Linked DNA regions of Homo sapiens: region 2 is linked to region 1. A link is an interaction called in ENCODE POLR2A ChIA-PET data of the cell type or tissue named here. Cell type or tissue: A673. All regions are shown on one strand. Links, peaks and the distances in the headings refer to the core of each region. The heading gives the core; the rest is flanking DNA.

Region 1 (10,386 bases), core at 1,390-9,389:
TGAGGTCAGGAGTTCGAGACTAGCCTGACCAACACAGAGAAACTCCCATCTCTACTAAAAATACAAAATTAGCTGGGTGTGGTGGTACATGTCTATAATCCCAGCTACGCAGGAAGCTGAGGCAGGAGAATCGCTTGAACCTAGGAGGTGCAGGTTGTGGTGAGCTGAGATCGTGCCACTGCACTCCAGCCTGGGCAACAAGAGTGAAACTCGGTCTCAAAAAAAAAAAAAAAAAAAAAAAAAAAACACTTCTGGCCGGGCGCGATAGCTTACACCTGTAATCCCAGCACTTTGGGAGGTGGAAGCTGGTGGATCACCTGAAGTTGGGAGTTCGAGACCAGCCTGACCAACATGGTGAAACCCCGTCTCTACTAAAAATACAAAATTAGCCAAGGATGGTGCTGCATGCCTGTAATCACAGCTACTTGAGAGGCTGAGGCAGAAGAATGGCTTGGACCCAGGAGGTGGAGATAGCAGTGAGCCAAGATCACGCCACTGCACTACAGCCTGGGCAACAAGAGCGAAACTCCATCTCAAAAAAAAAGTACTTCCAAGAAAAGGGGAGAGTTAAAGTGCAGGATTCTGAAGGGAAAAAGTTAAGGAGGAGAGAAAAGGGGCTACAGGAAAAGAATTAGCAGTTACAAGGGATACAGTCAAGTGAATGTAATCTCTAGTACAGTGATTCTCAAAGCATTGTCCCTAGGTCACCAGCATGAACATCATCTGCAAATCTGCTGAAAATGGAAATTTGGAGGCCCTACCCCAGATGAGCTGAATCAGAAATTCAGGGGGTGAGGACCAGCAATCTGTGTTTTTTTGTTTTTTGTTGTTATTGTTGTTGTTGTTTTGAGGTAGAGTCTCACTCTCTCGCCCAAGGGGGAGTGCAGTGGCACAATCTCCGCTCACTGCAACCTCTGCCTCCCAGGTTCAAGCGATTCTCCTGCCTCAGCCTCCCAAGTAGCTGGGATTACAGGCACCCACCACCACGCCCGGCTAATTTCTGTATTTTTAGTAGAGACAGGGATTCGCCATGTTGGCCCAGCTGGTCTCAAACTCCTGACCTCAGGTGATCCACCCGCCTCGGCCTCCCAAAGTGCTGGGATTACAGACATGAGCCCAGCCAGCAATCTGTGTTTTAACAAACCCTCCAGAAAATTCCAATACATGCTAACATTTTAGAACCACTAGTGTCTAATAAGAGAACTTTAATTATGTAATTAAGATTAAAGCAAAAGAAACAGGAGGAGCAGTAGTGCCCACTGACAACTGTCAGAGGACAAATTGCACAAGGCCTTAAATACGAATATTAAATCAAGAGGAGTGACTGACAGTTCTCAATTTCTGAGGCTCTTTTCCTCTATTAATACCACTGCCCTCAACTAGAGAATGGTCTTTTCAAACTCTCACAGAGTATTTATGAAACTTGACTATATGCTATGCCCAAGAACCACTAAGTTGCATCCATCAATTTTGATGTTGTTTTTTTAATTAACATTCAGTGTTATGCATTGGTAAACCTCTATCATTATTTCTTTTGTAACCTCAAGAGTTATTTAGATGTGTTCTTTTAAATTTCCAAACATTTTTAAAGGTCATTTTTTTAAAAAACTGAGTCCTAATTTAGTTTGCACTGTCATCGAAGGTTTGGTCTATAGAATACATATTCTTTGAATTTGTTGAGATTTTCAGGGCTACTTTGAAGGTTGTTACCTCTCGCATTACAGAAATTTTGGATTCCACAAAGTAACTATATCTGCAAATAGTAGTAACTGTATGAAACTAATTCTTTAAAACTTGAGTACAATGTTCTATATTCACCCAATAGCTCTGTCTTGTTGTGTTGTTTTAATGATTTTTTTTTCTTTAGCACATCTCTGCTGGCAGGAAGTATTGTTTTAATGTCAAAAACATCTATTCTAATATAATGGTGAATTTATAAATTTCTCCTTGTAGTTGTTATGTAGGTTTATGTATGTTGAACCTGTATTATCTGGTATAAGTAACAGAATTCTAGTATCTTCCTGGTAAACTAAACCTTTTATTGTTATATGATGTGGTAGAGACTGCAGGTGGCTTTCCCAGAATCACCACTCCCTCAGTAAAGTCCAGTTTTATTCTGGGCAGCCTAATTACCTTGCAGCAAAGGGCTAATGAAGTTGCTAGGTAGAACTTCTGTGAAACCACTTTAAGGTCATGTATGTTGGCTCATGCCTGTAATCCCAGCACTTTGGGGGGCCGAGGCCAGAGGATCACTTGAGCCCAGGAGCTCAAGACCAGACTGGGCAATATGGCAAAATCCTGTCTCTACAGATAGTTTTTTAAAAATTAGCCAGGCATGGTGGTGTGTGCCTGTGGTCTCAGCTACTTAGGAGGCTGAGGTGGGAGGATCACTTAAAGCCTGGGTAGTTGGTACTGCAGTGAGCCATGATCACACCACGGCACTCCAACCTGGGCAATAGAGTGAGGCACTGTCTCAAAAACACCACCACGTCCAGCTAATTTTTATCTTTTTTTTTTTTTTTTTTTTTTTTTTTGAGACGGAGTCTCGCTCTGTCGCCCAGGCCGGACTGCGGACTGCAGTGGCGCAATCTCGGCTCACTGCAAGCTCCGCTTCCCGGGTTCACGCCATTCTCCTGCCTCAGCCTCCCGAGTAGCTGGGACTACAGGCGCCCGCCACCGCGCCCGGGTAATTTTTTGTATTTTTAGTAGAGACGGGGTTTCACCTTGTTAGCCAGGATGGTCTCAATCTCTTGACCTCATGATCCACCCGCCTCGGCCTCCCAAAGTGCTGGGATTACAGGCGTGAGCCACCGCGCCCGGCCAATTTTTATCTTTTTAGTAGAGCCGGGGTTTCACTACATTGGCCAGGATGGTCTCAATCTCCTGACCTCATGATCCACCCGCCTTGGCCTCCCAAAGTGCTGGGAATACAGGCGTGAGCCACAGTGCCCGGCCTGAAATATTTATTAAACTGTCATTTATTTCTTCTGTTGGTTGGTTGGTTGGTTTCAAAGACATCTTGCCCTGTCACTCAGGCTGGAGTGTAGTGGCATGATCAGATCTCACTGCAGCCTCAAACTCCTGGGCTCAAGCAATCCTCTTGCCTCAATCTCTTGAGTAGCTGAGACTACCAGCTCGTGCCATGACACCCAGCTAATTTTTTTTTATTTTTTATAGAGACAGAGTCTTGCTATGTTGCCCAAGCTGATCTTGAACTCCTGGCCTCAAGTGATCCTCCATAAGCCACCACACTCAGCTTAAACTGTCTTAAGACTAAGATGCTTAGAGAGGGAAAAGTGGTATTACAGTAAGCTTCTTGGGCATGACTTACTCACAGACTATCTACTCTAAAATCTAAAAGACCCTTTTTAAAAGCGGGATGAGGTGACTCTTCTAATTTAGTCAGCATGAGCAAGAACAAACAAAACCTATAAACTCAACTATTGAAAGTTACTTCGAACTTTATACTGAAAAAGCACTATACAAAAATTTCCATCGGTTATTCCTCATGGTCACTTTTACAAGATGGTTTGTTCCCAACTGGCTAAATGACTTCCCTTGTTACCCACTGTATGCACTATTTCCCTTCCGACAGTGACGTCCCCTTGCACTCTGTCAAGTAGGATTAAAACTTTTCAGACTCAAGTATTTTCCTTTTTCTCGTGGCTCTCCAGATATTATTAGCTGTTTCTTCAAGAGGCTTTAGAGGCAGAGATTCTTGAGCTTGACATCCTGGCTCCACCACATACCAGCAGTGTGAACTTCAGAAGTAACCTTCCTTTCTCTGCCTCATTTGCTGATCTGTAAAACTGGAATAGCCACACTTCAGTGGCTTGCTGTGAGAATAAAATGCATTTAACATGCCACTTGTTATGTAAACTCTCAATAAATTGCCATCACTATTATTAGTATTATGTTTTCTCACTAATACTTCCCTAGAACAAGCCTTTACTGCTGCTAGATTACATCCACTAGATTATGTCTGCATTTCCTCAACCAGCCCACTTCATTCATATCTTTTAGTAATCCAAAGTATTGTGCAGATCACCATCAGATTTACCTTGAATACATACAGATACTTCCTGTTACTCTCTAGCTTAAGAACCTTTAATGTGGTGATGTCCATCTCATGTCATCCAGGGATAAAGCAACCCTTGTTTATCCCATCTTGGCTCTTGGTCTGTGCCCATGGCTGGTTCGTGCCTTGGATACATGGAAAATAAGTAAATGATTAAAAAATAAAAATTAAAAATCTTCTATGGATCCCTGCTTATGAGCACATCAAATCTAATTTCCTCTGCCTAACTTTCATTATCCTCTCTTAACAGCAGTTCCCAAACTTTGAGTGTACATCAGAATCATCTGGCATGCTTGTTAAAATACAGATTGCTGGACCCCAGTCTAGAGTTTCCAATTCAGTAGGTATGGGACCAGGGCCTTAAAATCTGCATTTATAATAAATTTCCAGGAGACGCTGCTGCTGCTGCTGCTGGTCAAGAAACCACATTTTGAAAAGTACTATTCTATCTTGACCAGCCTGACCAACATGGAGAAACCCTACCTCTATTAAAAATACAAAATTAGCGGGGTGTGGTGGCGCATGCCTGTAATCCCAGCTATTCGGGAGGCCAAGGCAGGAGAATCGCTTGAACCCAGGAGGCAGAGGTTGCAGCGAGCTGAGATCGTGCCATTGCACTCCAGCCAGGGCAACAAGAGCAAAACTCCAACACACACACACACACACACACACACACCTCTTCTAAAATAGACCCCATTCTGCCTCTGTAGGCTTATTTCTCCTTCCTCCCCACCTAGCACACACTGCTTTGACTGGATTAATCTTTTCACAGACTGTGGCCAATTCTCCCACCCTGTGCTGGCCTAGTACACTTTCTTGCTTTTCCAAATCAAACCCAGCCTTTAAGCCTGTGATTCTTAACACTGCCTGCACATTACAAACATCTGGGAAAGCTTTTAAAAACTGCAGATGCACCTCACCCAAGATTCTGATTCATCTGATTTTTGATTAAGTTTTCCCAAGTGATTCTAAGGAGCAGTCAGAGTTGAGATCCACTACTTTAACTTTAATCTCCTTCCTGTCAGAATTGTGAATACTCACTGGATTTTCTCCCCTCTAAATTACTGTAATGTTGACAGATTAGATCAAGTTTTTGCTTCATTACATATCTGTGTTATTCTCTACCTTTCATTTTAAGTCTTGTTTCTTTCAACTCGAAATTGAAGATATAATCTATATCACCATACTAGAGCTGCGGTAATATAGAAGCTGAAGATATAGACTATATCTTCAATTTCTATATTACCACAGCTCTAGTATGGTGATGAATACACAGTAGAAACTGATTATTTCTTCACTGATTGTGAGTTCAAATTAGAATTCAGAGCCTTAAAATATTTTTTGGCGTATTATTTTGACAAAGCCTTAAAATATTTCTAATCTATTGAATTCAGCAAATTACATTCCTTTCTTTTTAAACATGGTTCTGCAACAAACTCATTTTGTTATGGTGAGTCATTTAGCCCCTTCCTTCCCCAATAAATAAATTGGAAAGAAAAATAGTAATGTATAAAAATGCTTTAAAAAATAATAAAATGAATAATAGCATTGTAAGTGGCTTCACAGTTGCTTCCTTAGAGCAAATGGCCTTTTCTAAATCCATTAAAGACTGTTTCAAAACAGTTAAAACAGAATCAAAGCGCACATATTTAAAGATGCTGAAACTCTGAATAGTTCTATGATTTGTTTTCTCAACAGATGTGCATCCTTCAAGCCCTGAATTCACCAGATGCATATTAAATTAATCTGTACTTTTAGTTTTTACATAACACTCTACTCTAGTTTTATAAATACACCACATGAAAGCAGAATTCCATTGTTGCTTTATGGCATTAAATATTAACAGATTATCTCCGCTGTGCAAAAAATACATTAAGATTCATTTTAATGCAGCCAAATGTGTGCTCATTAAATATAGGCTATAATAACTTCACCACTATTTTTAAATTGGCTGATTTCTATCTGGAACGTGAAACATAACAAATTTGCTCATAGAAATCCAGTGACACCTGGTACCTGAAAGAAATATACACATTTCAATTATAAGAAATACTTAATTTAAGTCCACTTAAACCTCCTGGAAAATTTACTTCTTATAAATCCATAATTTCTTCACTAACTGCAATGAAAAAATTAGCACAGTTATATCAGAAATAAGACTACACTGAATTCCAGTGTGACTCATTAATTAGCTGTACAATCTTGAGCAAGTCACTTAGCCTCTCTGCACTTAAGTAGTCTCAGCTGTAAAATGAAAGGGTCTAACTAGACCATCTCCATATTTTCTTTTAGCTTTATGATTTCATAATCTATGAAACTCAAGAAACACAGCATTAACCAGATGGATCCCATTAAAGACAAAGTGAGCCTTCATATTGATTGATTTGGAGATAATGTATCTCTGGAGAATCTAAGTGCTTTCACACAGACAGTTCCTAGTTGACTTATTTAACTAGGTGAAAAAACAAACAAAACTCACCAAACAGAGTTATTAAACAATTCTTGCATCATACCCTAGATGACCAGAATATTTAGATGTCATTATACCAATTAAGGTTAAAATGTTTTAGAAAATAGAAGCTGTTCTAGAAGTACAGGACAGGACAGTTATAAAGCCAAGTGAAAGAGGATTCTAGCTAACAATTAGTACTCAGGCTACATGAGAATAAAATGTCTCAGGACAGCATTCTATTACTTTTAGAATCAAGATTCTCAGCCTGAGACAGAATTGAAAATATTCAGGAAAGTACAGCAGTACCCATGGAAGCGCTTCCTATTCAGTTTTTGCCAGCTCAAGCTTCTAGATAGTCTTCAACAAGTGTAATAAGCAGCAGCAAACACTAGAGAGGGTGATCAAAATCTGTATAGTTGAAACCCTTCGCAACAATAAAACCCAAGTGACAAAGGCTCTTGTCCTTAGTGACAGTTGAAAAATTCTGCATTTAAATTTCCTATCAAGCCCCTTTACAACCTGAAACATCACATGACTGTGCCACATTTAGCTCATACTTCCTAAGACTCTAATACATGTATGAAATAATTAAGCAGTTGTCAATTAAGACCTAATAACCTAAAATCAATCTTCTTGAAAGGGAAAACCACACTCTGAACAATGCTTCTAATTACATTCGAGAACGTTAGGAAACTCTCATTTAAAAATAACTCCCACAGATTATTTCATTTGTTTTAGTTTCTTTAAGAACATCCTTATTAACGCTTGTAGAATAGAAAAAAAAACTTATTTTTTTTTGAGATGGAGTCTCACTCTGTCGCTAGGCTGGAGTGCAGTGGCACAATCTCGGCTCACTGCAACCTCCTACTCCCTGGTTAAGCGATTCTCCTGTCTCAGCCTCCCAAGTAGCTAGGACTACAGGCATGCGCCACCACACCCAGCTAATTTTTGTATTTTTAGTAGAAACGGGGTTTCACCTTGTTGGCCAGGATGGTCTTGATCTTCTGACCTCGTGATCTGCCCACCTCAGCCTACCAAAGTGCTGAGTGTGAGCCACTGCACCCGGCAGAAAAAATTTGCATAAACCAATTGGTCACGACTGGATGCAGTGGCTCACACTTACAATCCCAGCACTTTTGGAGGCAAAGGTGGGCAGATCAGGAATTCAAGACCAGACTGGGCAATATAGTGAGACCTCATCTCTGTTTATTTTTTTTAATTAAAAAATAAATTAAAAAAAAAACAATTGGTCACCCATGTGCATGCATATACACATATTCCTTACACCTTTCCAAAAAAAAAAACTAACTTAAAATAAACCTTATAACTAAATGTAAACTACAAAACGATAAAAAATTCTTGAAGATAAATAGGAGAAAATGTAAGTGACCTTGGGTTTGGAAACGAGTTTTTATTTATTTATTTATTTATTTATTTATTTATTTATTTATTTATTTATTTTGAGACATAGGTTTGCTCTTGTTGCCCAGACAGGAGTACAATGGTGCGATCTCAGCTCACTGCAAATTCCGCCTCCCAGGTTCAAGTGATTCTCCTGCCTCAGCCTCCTGAGTAGCTGGGATTACAGACGCACACCACCACACCCGGCTAATTTTTGTATTTTTAGTAGAAATGAGGTTTCACCACATTGGCCATGCTGGTCTCGAACCCCTGACCTCAGGTGATCTGCCTGCCTTGGCCCCCCAAAGTGCTGAGATTACAGGTGTGAGCCACCACACCTGGCTGGAAATGAGTTTTCAGATATAACACTAAAAGCATTATCAATGAAAGAGAAGAGGTTAACTTGGACCTTATTAAAAACTTCTGCACTATGAAAGGCACTATTAAGAGAATAAAAAGACAAGCCATAGACTGGAAAAAATATTTGCAAAAAATATATCTGATTAAGGATTTGTATCCAAAATACACAATGACCACTTAAAACTCAACAAGAAGCAAACAACCTTATTTTAAAATGGGCAAAAGACCTGAACAGATACCTCATCCAAAAAGGTATAGAAATGTCAAACATACAAAAAGATGCCCAACATCATAGAGAACTGCAAATTAAAACAAGATACTACTACATATCTATTAGATAACGAGTAAAATACAAAAAAAGAGACAATACGAAATGCTAGTGAGGACGTGAAACAACGGGAACTCTTGTTATTCATTACTCGTAGGAATACAAAATGGTATAGCCACTTTGGGAAACAGTTTGACAATTTCTTACCAAATTAAATAGTCTTATCATAAGATCCAGCAATCACACTCCTGGGTATTTACTCAAAAGAGCTGAAAACTTTTAATGATAGAAAAACCTACACATGTATGTTTATACCAGCTTTATTCATCATTATCAAAAACTAGAAGCAACAAAGATGTCCTTCAAATGGTGAAGGGATCAACAAATTGTGGCACATCTATACAACAGAAAATTATTCAGCAATACCAACTGGGTATGCTGGCTTGCACCTGTAGTCCAAGCTACTCGGGAGGCTGAAGCAGGAGGATCGCTTGAGCCCAGGAATTCAAGGCCAGCCTGGTCAACATAGCAACACTCCGTCTTAAAAAAAAAAAAAAAGAAAGAAACAAGGAAAGAAGGAAGGAAGGAAGGAAGGAAGGAAAATGTACAGAAAAGAAAAGAGAAAAGAAAAATTGTCCTGCAATAAAAAGAAATGAGCTATGAAGCCACAAAAAAACATGAAGAGGCCAGGCACAGTGGCTCCTACCTGTAATCCCAGCACTTTGGGAGGCTGAGGCGAGCAGATCACGAGGTCAGGAGATCGAGACCATCTTGGCCAACATGGTGAAACCCGGTCTCTACTAAAATACAAAAAATTAGCCAGGAGTGGTGGCATGTGCCTGTAATCCCAGCTATTCGGGAGGCTGAGGCAGGGGAATCGCTTGAACCCAGGAGGCGGAGGTTTCAGTGAGCTGATATCCCGCCACTGCACTCCAGCCTGGCGACAGAGCACAACTCTGTGTCAAAAAAAAAAAAAAGACACGAAGAACATTCAACGCATATTGCTAAGTGAAAAAAAAAACAATCTTAAAAAGCTCTATGTTATATGATTCTAACTATATGACATTTTGGAAAAGGCAATACTATAGAGACAGTAAAATGGTCAGTGTCTGCCAGTAATTCAGGCAGGAGAGGAGGGATGTGAAGCACACAGGATTTTTAGGATGGTGAAACTATGTGTAGGAAACTGTAATGGTGGATACGTGTCATTATGCATTTGTCAAAACCCACAGAATGTACAATGCAGAGTGAACCTTAGTGTAAACCAGATGCTATAGTTAACAATAATGTATCAATATTATTTCATTAATTGTAACACATGTACCACACTAATGCAAGATGTTAATAATAGGGGAAACTGGGGGATGGAGGAGAGAAGCACACTGAACTCTATGTACTATCTGCTCTCTTATTCCAGAAATCTAAAAGTATTCAAAAAAAAATTAATGAAAAAAACACAATAGGGCATACACAATCTCAAAGAGTAAATATTGCCACTGTAGACTACAGAAATTTTAGCAAAGTGCAAACAAAATTAAGAGATTTTAATCCTCTTGCCTTTTCCTGGCATTAGTCATTTCTCTCTGCTCACCAGCACCCACATCAGAGAGTGACCTCTAGGAAATGGAAAAGAATTCCAGCTGGGAAGCGGCTTGATCACAGCTGTGGTTAGCAATTTATCCTAAAGCTAAAATGAGATCTGGTGATTATCATGGATACTCAAACACCAAAAAAAGGAAGAAAAGAAAAAAATTTCACATCATTCATTATGGTCAACAGAGAAATTAAAGTGTATTTTAAAACATATTGGCAAGGCGCGGTGGCTCA
Region 2 (10,386 bases), core at 1,667-9,666, 97 kb before region 1:
AAGGAAATAAAACCAGAGATCAATAACAAGAGGAACTTTAGAAACTGTATAAATACATGGAAATTCAACAACATGCTCCTGAATAACTATAGTGTCAATAAAGAAATCAAGATGGTGTACAGCAATAAACACATCAAAAAAGTAGAGATTTCAAATAAACAACCTAATGATGCATATCAAGAAACTAGAAAAGAAAAAAAAAACAAGTCTAAATTCAGTAGAAGGAGAGAAATAATAAAGAGCAGAAATCAACAAAATTAAGACCAAAAGTTGCAAAAGATCAATGAAACAAAAAGTTGTTTTTTTAAAAAAAAAGATAGACAAAACCAACAAACCATTAGCTAGACTAACCAAGAAAAAAATGAGAAGACTCAAATAAATAAAATCAGAAACGAAAAAGGAGACATTACAACTGATACCACAGAAATACAAAGAATCATTAGAGACTACTATGAACAACTATATGCTAACAAACTGAAAAACCTAATGGAAATGGATAAATTCCTGGACATATACCACCAACCAAAACTGAACCATGAAAAACACAACCTGAACTAATTATGAGTGATAAGACTGAAGCAGTAACTTATTCCATCAAAGGAAAGGCCAGAACCTGATGGCTTCTGATATAGTTCAAATATTTGTCCCTGCTCAAATTTCATGTGGAATTGTAATCTCCAATGCTGGAGGTGGGGCTTGGTGGGAGGTGTTTGAATCATGGCGGTGCTGTCTTCATGGTAAGTGACTTCTCATTAGATCTGGTCATTTTTTCCCCCACTTTCCCCCGACTCCCAGTCACTCTTCTTCCTACTTTTGTATTGTGATGTACCAGTCCCCACTTTGCCTTCTGCTATGACTGTAAGCTTTCTGAAGCCTCATCAGAAGCCAAGCAGATGCCTGGTGCCACACTTCCTGTGCAGCCTGCAGAACCATGAGCCAATTAAACCTCTTTTCTTTATAATTTATACAGTCTCAGGTATTTCCTCATAGCAATGCAAGAATGGCCTAATACGGCTTCACTACTGAATTCAACCAGATTTATATCAATAACTAATATAAATTCTTCTAAAACATTAGAAAAGTGAAGAGGAGAAAATTCTTCCAAACTCATTCTGAGTCCAGGATTACCCTGATGCCAAAACCAGACCAGGACACAACAACAAAAGAAAACTACATAGCAATATTCCTCATGAACATAGATGCAAAAATTCTTAACAAAATACTAGCAAACCAAATCCAACAATGTATAAAAAAGATAATTCACCATGATCAAGTGGGATTTATTCCAGGGATGCAAGAATGATTCAACATACATAAATTAATATATGAGATATATCTCATGAATAGAATGGACAAAACCGTATGATCATCTCAATAGACACAGAAAAGGCATTTGATAAAATTCAACATCCCTTCATGATTAAAAAAAAATCCTCGGCTGGGCGCGGTGGCTCTCGCCTGTAATCCAAGCACTTTGGGAGGCTTTGAGGAGGGCGGATCATGAGGTCAAGAGATCGAGACTATCCTGGCCAACATGGTGATACCCTGTCTCTACTAAAAATACAAAAATTAGCTAGGTGTGGTGGCGTGAACCTGTAATCCCAGCTACTCGGAAGGCTGAGGCAGGAGAATCGCTTGAACCAGGGAGGCAGAGGTTGCAGTGAGCCAAGATTGCGCCACTGCACTCTAGCTTGGGAGACAGAGCGAGACTCCATCTCAAAGAAAAACAAAACAAAACAAAACAAAAAAAACCCTCAACAAACTAGGTACAGAAGGAACATACCTCAATGTAACAAAGGTCATATAGGACAAATACAGCTAACATCATTTTAAACAGGGAAAAGCTGAATTTCTCCTCAAAAAATTGGAACAAGACAGGATGCCGTCTCTCACCACTCTAATTCAACATAGTACTAGAAGTACTATCCAGAGCAAACAGGCAAGAAAAAGACATAAAGGGCATCCAAATTGAAAAGGAGGAAGTCGAATTGTCCCTATATGCAAGTGACATGATTGTATATGTGGAAAATCCTAAAACTGCCACCAAAAAAATTCTCAAAATGAATTTAAAAATGTAGTCAAGTTGCAAGATACAAAAGCAACATGCAAAAATTACTAGCCATGTGCCTGTAGTCCCATCTACTCAGGAGGCTGAGGCAGGAGGATCACTTGAGCCTGAGAAGTGGAGGTTGCAGTGAGCCGAGATCACACCACTGCACTCCAGCCTGGGTGACTGAGTGAGAACCTGTTTCAAAAAAATAAATAAACAGGCCGGGCATGGTGGCTCACACCTGCAATCCCAGCACTTTGGGAGGCCTAGGCAGGTGGATCACCTGAGGTCAGGACTTCGAGAACAGCCTGGCCAACATGGTGAAACCCCGTCTCTACTAAAAATACAAAAACTAGCTGGGTGTGGTGGTGGGCACCTGTAATCCCAGCTACTTGGGAGGCTGAGGCAGGAGAATTGCTTGAATCTGGGAGGCAGAGGTTGCAGTGAGCCGAGATCACGCCACTGCACTCCAGCCTGGGCGACAGAGCGAGACTCTGTCTCAAAAAATAAAAATAAAATAAGAAATAAATAAATTAGTAGCATCTCTACATCCCAATAACAAACTAGTGGAAAAAAATCAAGAAAGTAATTCCATTTACAATAGCTACAAAAAAAATACCTAGGAATAAATTCAACCAAGGATATGAAAGAGCTCTACAAGGGAAACTGTAAAACACTGGTGAAGGAAACTGAAAAATTAAAAAAAAAAAAAAAAAAGAGTGTGGGCCGGGGGGAGACATCCCTTGTTCATAGATTGGAAGAATATTGTAAAAATATTAATAATACCAAAAGCAATCTATAGCTTCAACACAATCCATATCAAAATACCTAAGACATTCTTCACAGAAATAGAAAAAACAATCCTAAAATTCTTATGAAATCACAGAAGACTCTGAATAGCCAAAGCAATCCTGAGCAAAAAGAACAAAGCAAGGCCAGGCATAATGGCTCACACCTGTAATCCCAGCACTTTGGGAGGCTGAGGCAGGTGGATCACTGGAGTCCAGGAGTTTGATGCCTGCCTGTGTAACATGGCAAAACCCCACCTCTACAAAAAATTAGCAGGGCGTGGTGAGGGAGGCTGAGGCTGTAGTGAGCCGTGATCACATCACTGCACTACAGCCTGGGTAACAGAGTAAGACCCTGTATCAAGGCGGGGAAAAAAAAACAACACAGCTGGAGGCATCACCCACTAATCACGCACTACCTGATGTCAAAATATACTACAAAGCTACAGTAACCAAACAGCATGTTACTGGCATAAACAGACAAAGAGACCAAGGGAAGAGAGGAGAGAACCCAGAAATAAACCCACATATTTGGAACCAGCTAATTTTCAACAAAGGTGCCAAGAACATTCAGTAGGGAAAGGATGGTCTGTTTAGAGAAATGAAACTAGACCCCTATCTCTAACTATACAAAAAAAAACAAATCAAAATGGATTAAAGACTTAGATGTAAGACCTGAAACTATGAAACTACTAGAATAAAACATTGGGGAAATGCTTCATGACATTGGTCTGGGCAAAATCTTTCAGGTAAGACCTCAAAAACACAGGCAACAGAAGCAAAAATAAACAAATGGAATTTCAGCAAGCTAAGAAGCTCCTGCACAGCAAAGGAAACAACTGAGTGAAGAGACAACCAGTAGAATAAGAGAAAATATAATATATGCAAACCATGTATCTAATAAGGGATTAATTAATAGCCAGGATATATATGCAATTCAAACAACTCAATAGCAAAAAATAGTAAAAATAATAATCTGATTTAAAAATGGGCAAATGATCTTCACAGCCATTATCAAAATCAGTTTATCAAAAACATGTGTGTACGTCCATGTTTATTACAGCTCTATTCATAATAGCAAAGATATGCAATTAACCTAAGTGTCCATTAACAGATAAAGGACAAAAAAATGTGGTACATATACACACAAGGAAATACTATTCACCCATAAAAAAGAATGAAATTCACACCTGTAAGCCCAGCTCTCAGAGAGGCGAGGTGGGAGGATAGTTTGAGCCCAGGAGTTTGAGACCTGACTGGGCAGTATAGCGAGACCCCGGTTCTCCACAAAAAGGAAAAAAAAAAAAGACACACACACAAAAAAAGAATGAAATTCTGTCATTTGCAGCAACACAGATGGAACTGGAGGCCTTTATAATAACTGAAATAAGGTAGGCAGGGAAAGACAAATATCACATGTTCTCGCTCATGTGAAAACTTAAAAAGTTGATCTCATATAGAATGATGGTTACCAGAGGCTGGGAATGGTTGGGTGTGGGGAGGATGAAGAGAGCTTGGTTAATGGGTACAAACATACAGTTAGAAGCAATAAATTCTAGTGTTGATAGCACAGCAGAGTGACTATAGTTAACAATAATTTATTGTATATTTCAAAATAGCCAGAAGAGTAGATTTGAAATGTTCCCAACACAAAGAAATGGTAAATGTTTGAGGTAATGAGTAGCTTAACCACCCTGACTTGATAATTACACATAGATATGCATGTATCAAAATATCACATATATCCCATAAATAGGTATATTATGTATCAATTTTAAAAATGAACCGCCTACTAGGTATTTAACAAGTTAACTGGCTTTCTCTGCCCAATGAGATTTTGTTTTGACTACTGCATTTGTGAAGTTTCAACTGGGGTCTTGTTAAGGCTGGACACAGTGGTTCATGCCTGTGATCCCAGCACTTTGGGCAGCCAAGGTGAGAGGATCACCTGGGGCCAAGAGTTCAAGACCAGCCTGGTCAACATAGTGAGACTCCATCCCTACAAAAAACTAAAAATATTAGCCAGCTATGGTGCATTGCGCCTGTAGTCCCAGCTACTTGGGAGGCTGAGGCGGGAGGATGACTAGAGCCAAAGAATTTGAGGCTGCAGCAAGCTACGATTGCACCACTACACTCTAGCCTCAGAATCAGAGCAAGAGTCCGTCTCTTTAAAAAAAAAAAAAAGGGGGGGGGGGAGGAATCTTGTCATTTTTTAATTTGAGGATTAGCTTCTCCTTTATAAGAGAGCCAAATCAGAAGAGTCACTAGATTACAATAGCTGCTGGGAAGCCAGGATATGGGAGCCTAGACTTAGAAATTTCAGGTTATGTCAGAGACCTCCATTTTCCTGTCATTTACTGCAAAGAATCCTATTATCCTGCCGTTTACCTACCCTCTAAACCCTCAATCCTCTTTCATTTGCTCTGGTCCTTGCTGACTCATCCCCTCCCTCCCTTTTTCCTCCCACTTCAGCTGCATGCTTGGTTCTGGCTTATTCATCTTCTAGTCAATTAACGAACATATACCACGCTGTTGTCATGTGGTCAGCTATGGAGTCATTCTCATACTGTCACTCTTCCTAATACGGATCTGTTTCGGCCACAGACTCTTTCATATCTCTGCCCCAAACCTCTCATCCACCAAATCTTGTTCCTGTGTGCTAGAATACAAGCAAAACTGAGAGCTATGCTGGAAAAAAGATTTATGGATTGGAAAATTTTTAAATTGATAATGTATGTATCTTCCTAAGTAAAAGACCCTAAGGAAATACTGAAACCTAAAATCATTCCCATAAAAAGAAAAGAAATTAAAACTTGCCTATGGTGACCATAATACAATTAACATAACATTGATGATTGAAGAAAATAAGAAAAATAGTTATAAGATTTTACAATTTGGTTTCTATAAGAAATGAAAAAATGATAGCTAACAGGAAAATAAAATGCTTATTCTCAGTTTCAAGGTTCTCATGGTCCCCTTTACTTTCTTCCCTGATTATCTTGGAGATATCAATTCTTAAGCATTAAGTCTTGAAAATCTTGGTGGTAAAACTGTAATCAAGAAACAAAGCTTGAAAAGTGTGACCACTCACTAGAAAACAAAGTGGAATGGAAGAGAAAGAGTTAGAGATCACACAAGGAAAAGCAGAGACAATGTGGAAGACCTCCAACCAGAACCACATTCACAATTACCCAGTGCTGTCATTTTTGTTCTATCTCTACATAATTAGAGAATTGGTATGAATTTCTAGATCAGGTCATCAATGTGAAACTGGGGTCCAAAAGGCCAAGGTAATGATTAAGAGTTGGGTACTGAAGAAAATGGTCATAGTCCCAGGACAACAAAAAGTTCCTATTTTAGGAATTTAATGTCTCAAGCTCTGGATATCACAGCAATAGGTATTCTTTAAATTCATAATCAATCATTTTTCCCAAATAATTTCATACATTTATAAGCAATGATTAATTCACTGAACAAACCTAAGTCACAATGGGCTTTTTGTTTAAGTATTCATTGTCAGGAAATCCAAATATTTTATAATTCACTGGACAGTAATGAACAATGACAGACAAAACACTAGTGAGTAAAAACACTAATTATGTTACTGTGGTCTTTGTGTGGCTTTGGCACAAAAGGTTGTTTATTTACAATGCTGCAACATCACCTTGGTAATCAAAAGAGTGGCATATGCGCACTGGCTGCTCAAACATTAACTACCAATGAGTCATACTTGCAGCTGAGAACTTACTCTGAAAAAATAGGGGGAGGAATGCTGTGCCTCTAAGTTAAAAACAAGCTCTGGTGTTCATGCTCACATTTACAAGGACACATGGTGAAATCTTGTCTATTTTCTTGTCAATTGATCTTCTTTCAAAATAAATTTCCTTTTTTTAACCATCACAAGGAATATTTTTATTAATAACATTGGTAAAAATCTAAAAAGGCAAGCTTATTAAATCTTTCTAACTTCTTTCTGCCACTGAACTACTTGCTGACTGCTATGTGACAGAATGACATCACACCAGGCCTTAAGATACGCTTGAGATACAAGGGTAAAGAAGACACAAGGCTTGTTTTCAAGGAGCTTATAATCTTATGGCAGGGAGTGGGGAGAGTGGGACCAATATGCAATTACAATAAAAAAATAGTCAATGCCTAATCATCAATAGGATAATATAATCAGGATTTTAAAAATATCCCAATGTTCTTCCTCATCTGGACTCTGGAAAAAATAAAATAAAAAATATGGCCAGGCACGGCGGCTCACATCTGTAATCCCAGCACTTAGAGAGGGCGAGGCAGGCAGATCACGAGGTCAGGAGATCAAGACCATCCTGGCCAACATGGTGAAACCCCGTCTCTACTAAAAAAATACAAAAAATTGGCCAGGCGTGGTGGCTCACGCCTGTAATCCCAGCACTTTGGGAGGCCGAGGCAGGCGGATCACGAGGTCAGGAGATCGAGACCATCCTGGCTAACATGGTGAAACCCCGTCTCTATTAAAATTACAAAAAAAAACTAGCTGGGCATGGTGGCGGGCGCCTGTAGGCCCAGCTACTCGGGAGGCTGAGGAGGAGAATGGCGTGAACCCGGGAAGCGGAAGTTGCAGTGAGCCGAGATAGTGCCACTGCACTCCAGCCTGGTGACATAGCAAGACTCCATCTAAATTTTAAAAATAATAAATATATAAATAAATGGCAAACTTGGGCCTAATATGAAGAACTTCAAATACACTGGACTTTCCCACATTAAATTAGCCTGAAGAGTGGTGAACTCTATGATTAGAACTAAGTAGTCAAGCCGATTTAGATGACTGTAAGAAAATCCTAAAAGTAATTCTTACACTAGCGGGTAGGGGTAGCAAGGGGATTTGAAACAGAAAACTAAAGCACTTCCTATCTTGGAAAAGTCTGCAGCTACCTTGTTAGTTGCAGGCAAGGGTATTAAGATGATGCCCACCGCAGCTATTTTAGAAGTAGTGGGTGATCTCAAGAAGCAGAAAAGAGGCCAGTAGTCACCACTGAACTGCATATAGGACCTAGAAGGCTTTGTGACCTTTACATGTTTGTTAGAAAAGGTACTGGGAGACAGACCAACGATGGCCAGCCTACCTGACTATGAGTCAACAGTTGGCCTAACCAGTACAACAGAGCCCTCCTATTCCCACTCATGACAATGATGGATATACCAGTCTCAGAGATTCCAGTTTTTCCTTGCTGCTTAAGTGAAAAGCAATTTGTATAGTCACCTTTCCTCTAATGCCCTCCCTGTTTACTCCTCGCTTTCAGTGCACAGAGAATGCTGAAACTTCAAGAGCTTGCAATTTTCTGTATTTGGGAAGAGTACCAACCCAGCAGCACAGATGTTATTCCTACCTAACAAATACATTAGATTTTTTTTGGCTCTATATTGAAAAGGGAAGATTGGTCTGATTTGGTGGATCTATTTGAAAGGGCTTACAGAGGAAATCCTGAAAACTGGCCTGTCCACTTCCCCACTTAAACTTCTAAGCTGGACTGGATTAAGCATGTTGTTACCTGACCCTTGGATTTATGAGACATATACAAACATGCTTATCATAAATGGGCTGTGACAGTCTTTTCCCTAAAACTTATGAAACCTAGAATAACTTAACAACATTATAAAACCAGGAATGTAAGAGGAACAACAATTAAAATGTAGTCCTGGGGCATGTGGGAAGATAAGCCTCAAGTTATGTATACACCCTGTGAACTCAGTTGCCAGTCTTAAATCTTATGCCAAAAACACTCCAATCAATTAACAAATATATACTGAGAGGCTACTGTGAGCAAGAATTCATATTAAGTTCAATGAAAGACAAGTCCATTGTGGGCTCCCTGGGTTATAACTATAGCTGATTATTGCTATAGTCAGGGTATAATAAAACTTGAATAACACACAATGACTCATATAATTCTAAATATTTTAGGATGCAGAACTCAAATTCCTTCAGTAGTACCTTCATAGGGTTACTTGAAATAGAACAAACAGTATGATGGCTCATGCCTGTAATCCCAGCATTTTGGGAGGCTGAAGGCAGGAGGATCACTTGAGCCCAGGAGTTCAAGACCAGCCTGGGCAACATGGCAAAACCCCATCTCTACTAAAAATACAGAAAATTAGCCTGGTGTGGTGGTGCATGCCTACAGTACCAGCTACTCAGGAGGCTGAGGCAGGAGAACTGCTTGAGCCTAGAAGGCCCAGGCTGCAGTGAGCCGTGATCGTGCCACTGCACTCCAGTCTGGGTGATGGGAGTGAGACCCTGTCTCCAAAACAAGAAAGAAAGAAAGAAAAAAAAAATAGAAACCAAGCTTTAGTCATTCATATAAAACCTGTCACAGTGAAGGGGGCATAAAGCAGAGGAAATTCTACTAATGTCAAATAGTGAAAATAGCTCTGAAAGATTTCATCTTCTGAGAGACTTGTCCCTACAGGTAAACATTAGCAAAACATTTTTCTGGAAGCCAGTAAGATATTTGAGAAATTAGAGCTTTTTGGTAAAAACAAACATTTTTTACAGTGATTAACTTAATTTTTAAAAATTGCCGAAGGTCATAGGTTATTACAATCATATGGATAGCTCTTGCAAATTAATGAGGACAATGGATAAAATGACGGTTCTGTAATATTTCAGAATGTATATTTTAGTATGTCTTCAAAACAGATAAACCATCTCAGTATGGTAAAGTATATTTTGCAAATTACCAACATTTCCTCCTTTCTTTTGGTATAAGTAAAGAAAAGAGAATGAACTGCTGAAAAGCAAATCCTTCACACTATGAGTATTTGACAAGTGGAAGGCATCTGCAGGTTGGTCTGTGGGCATAGTCATAGCAACACAGTTCCCCTGTCAACTCAACTCCAGGAACCAGAGCGCAAGTAGCTTTGTGGTTGACTATGTTTATTTACCTATCCGGCAAGCAGGGGAGATAGATGGTTTGGTAAAAAGGGCAAACCAGACAAAAAAATTTGTATATTTTAGGGCTTCCAGCTAAGATACATACTAAGTAAGTGGAGAGAAAAGACTTGACTTACCTGCACTGCCAAGCTGTTTATAAAATCTGTACTCTAAATGAAGCTGTGGAGCACGTGATTTTATTGGTTCCTGAAATCCAAAAAGAAAAACTGTGATCAGATTTAAACAAATGGGATTTTTCCATTCTTAAATTTTTGGAGTAAACGAGGGCTAAGATCACCCAATGTTTTAGAGATAATATCCATATATAAGAGCCTTTTCTAACCACAATTGGTCTTGGACAGTATAGCTAAGAGAAGATGAAGGTGAATTACATACAAGTCCTTCCATGGATAGTTAAATAAAAATAGACTTTGCATGAGCTATCATTCAAGGATATCTTTCTTGCAATGAAATATTCTCCTGGAATGTATTCTGCCAGGAAACTTGATGCCAAACCTTTAAATAAAAAAATACCAGAATGTATTTCCTGCTTGTTTTGTTCAGAATTTTGGGTGGTTCATGGTTTTATTATTTTTAGAAAAATAATGCATGCTCAGAAGAAAATTCAA

Evidence for each region. Peaks named below come from ENCODE experiments on the same cell type or tissue, not always from the same donor. Only the 100,000 strongest peaks of a DNase experiment are listed, where the experiment ranks them.
Region 2: POLR2A ChIA-PET joins it to region 1 with 22 read pairs; 11 of 35 experiments call an interaction of 5 or more read pairs at or near these places.

Annotation. Positions count from the first base shown.
Region 1 is chr15:64,338,483-64,348,868 of GRCh38, forward strand. The region is part of intron 1 of CSNK1G1 (casein kinase 1 gamma 1); the gene reads right to left. LOC124900364 (small nucleolar RNA SNORA48) reads left to right here and starts at 4,084; the gene lies at 4,084-4,216. In A673, for the core only: no CTCF peak of the experiment used is centred there; a DNase peak (open chromatin) is centred at 6,359; H3K27ac peaks cover 443 bases.
Region 2 is chr15:64,241,618-64,252,003 of GRCh38, forward strand. It overlaps CSNK1G1 (casein kinase 1 gamma 1), which reads right to left. Exons shown (of 12, transcript NM_022048.5): 4 at 9,895-9,964. Among named protein-coding and RNA genes, the nearest start is that of PPIB, 84 kb to the left of the region's middle. RefSeq lists enhancers at 4,362-4,862, 4,863-5,363, 5,484-5,543, 6,433-6,727. In A673, for the core only: no CTCF peak of the experiment used is centred there; DNase peaks (open chromatin) are centred at 5,304 and 6,544; H3K27ac peaks cover 2,076 bases.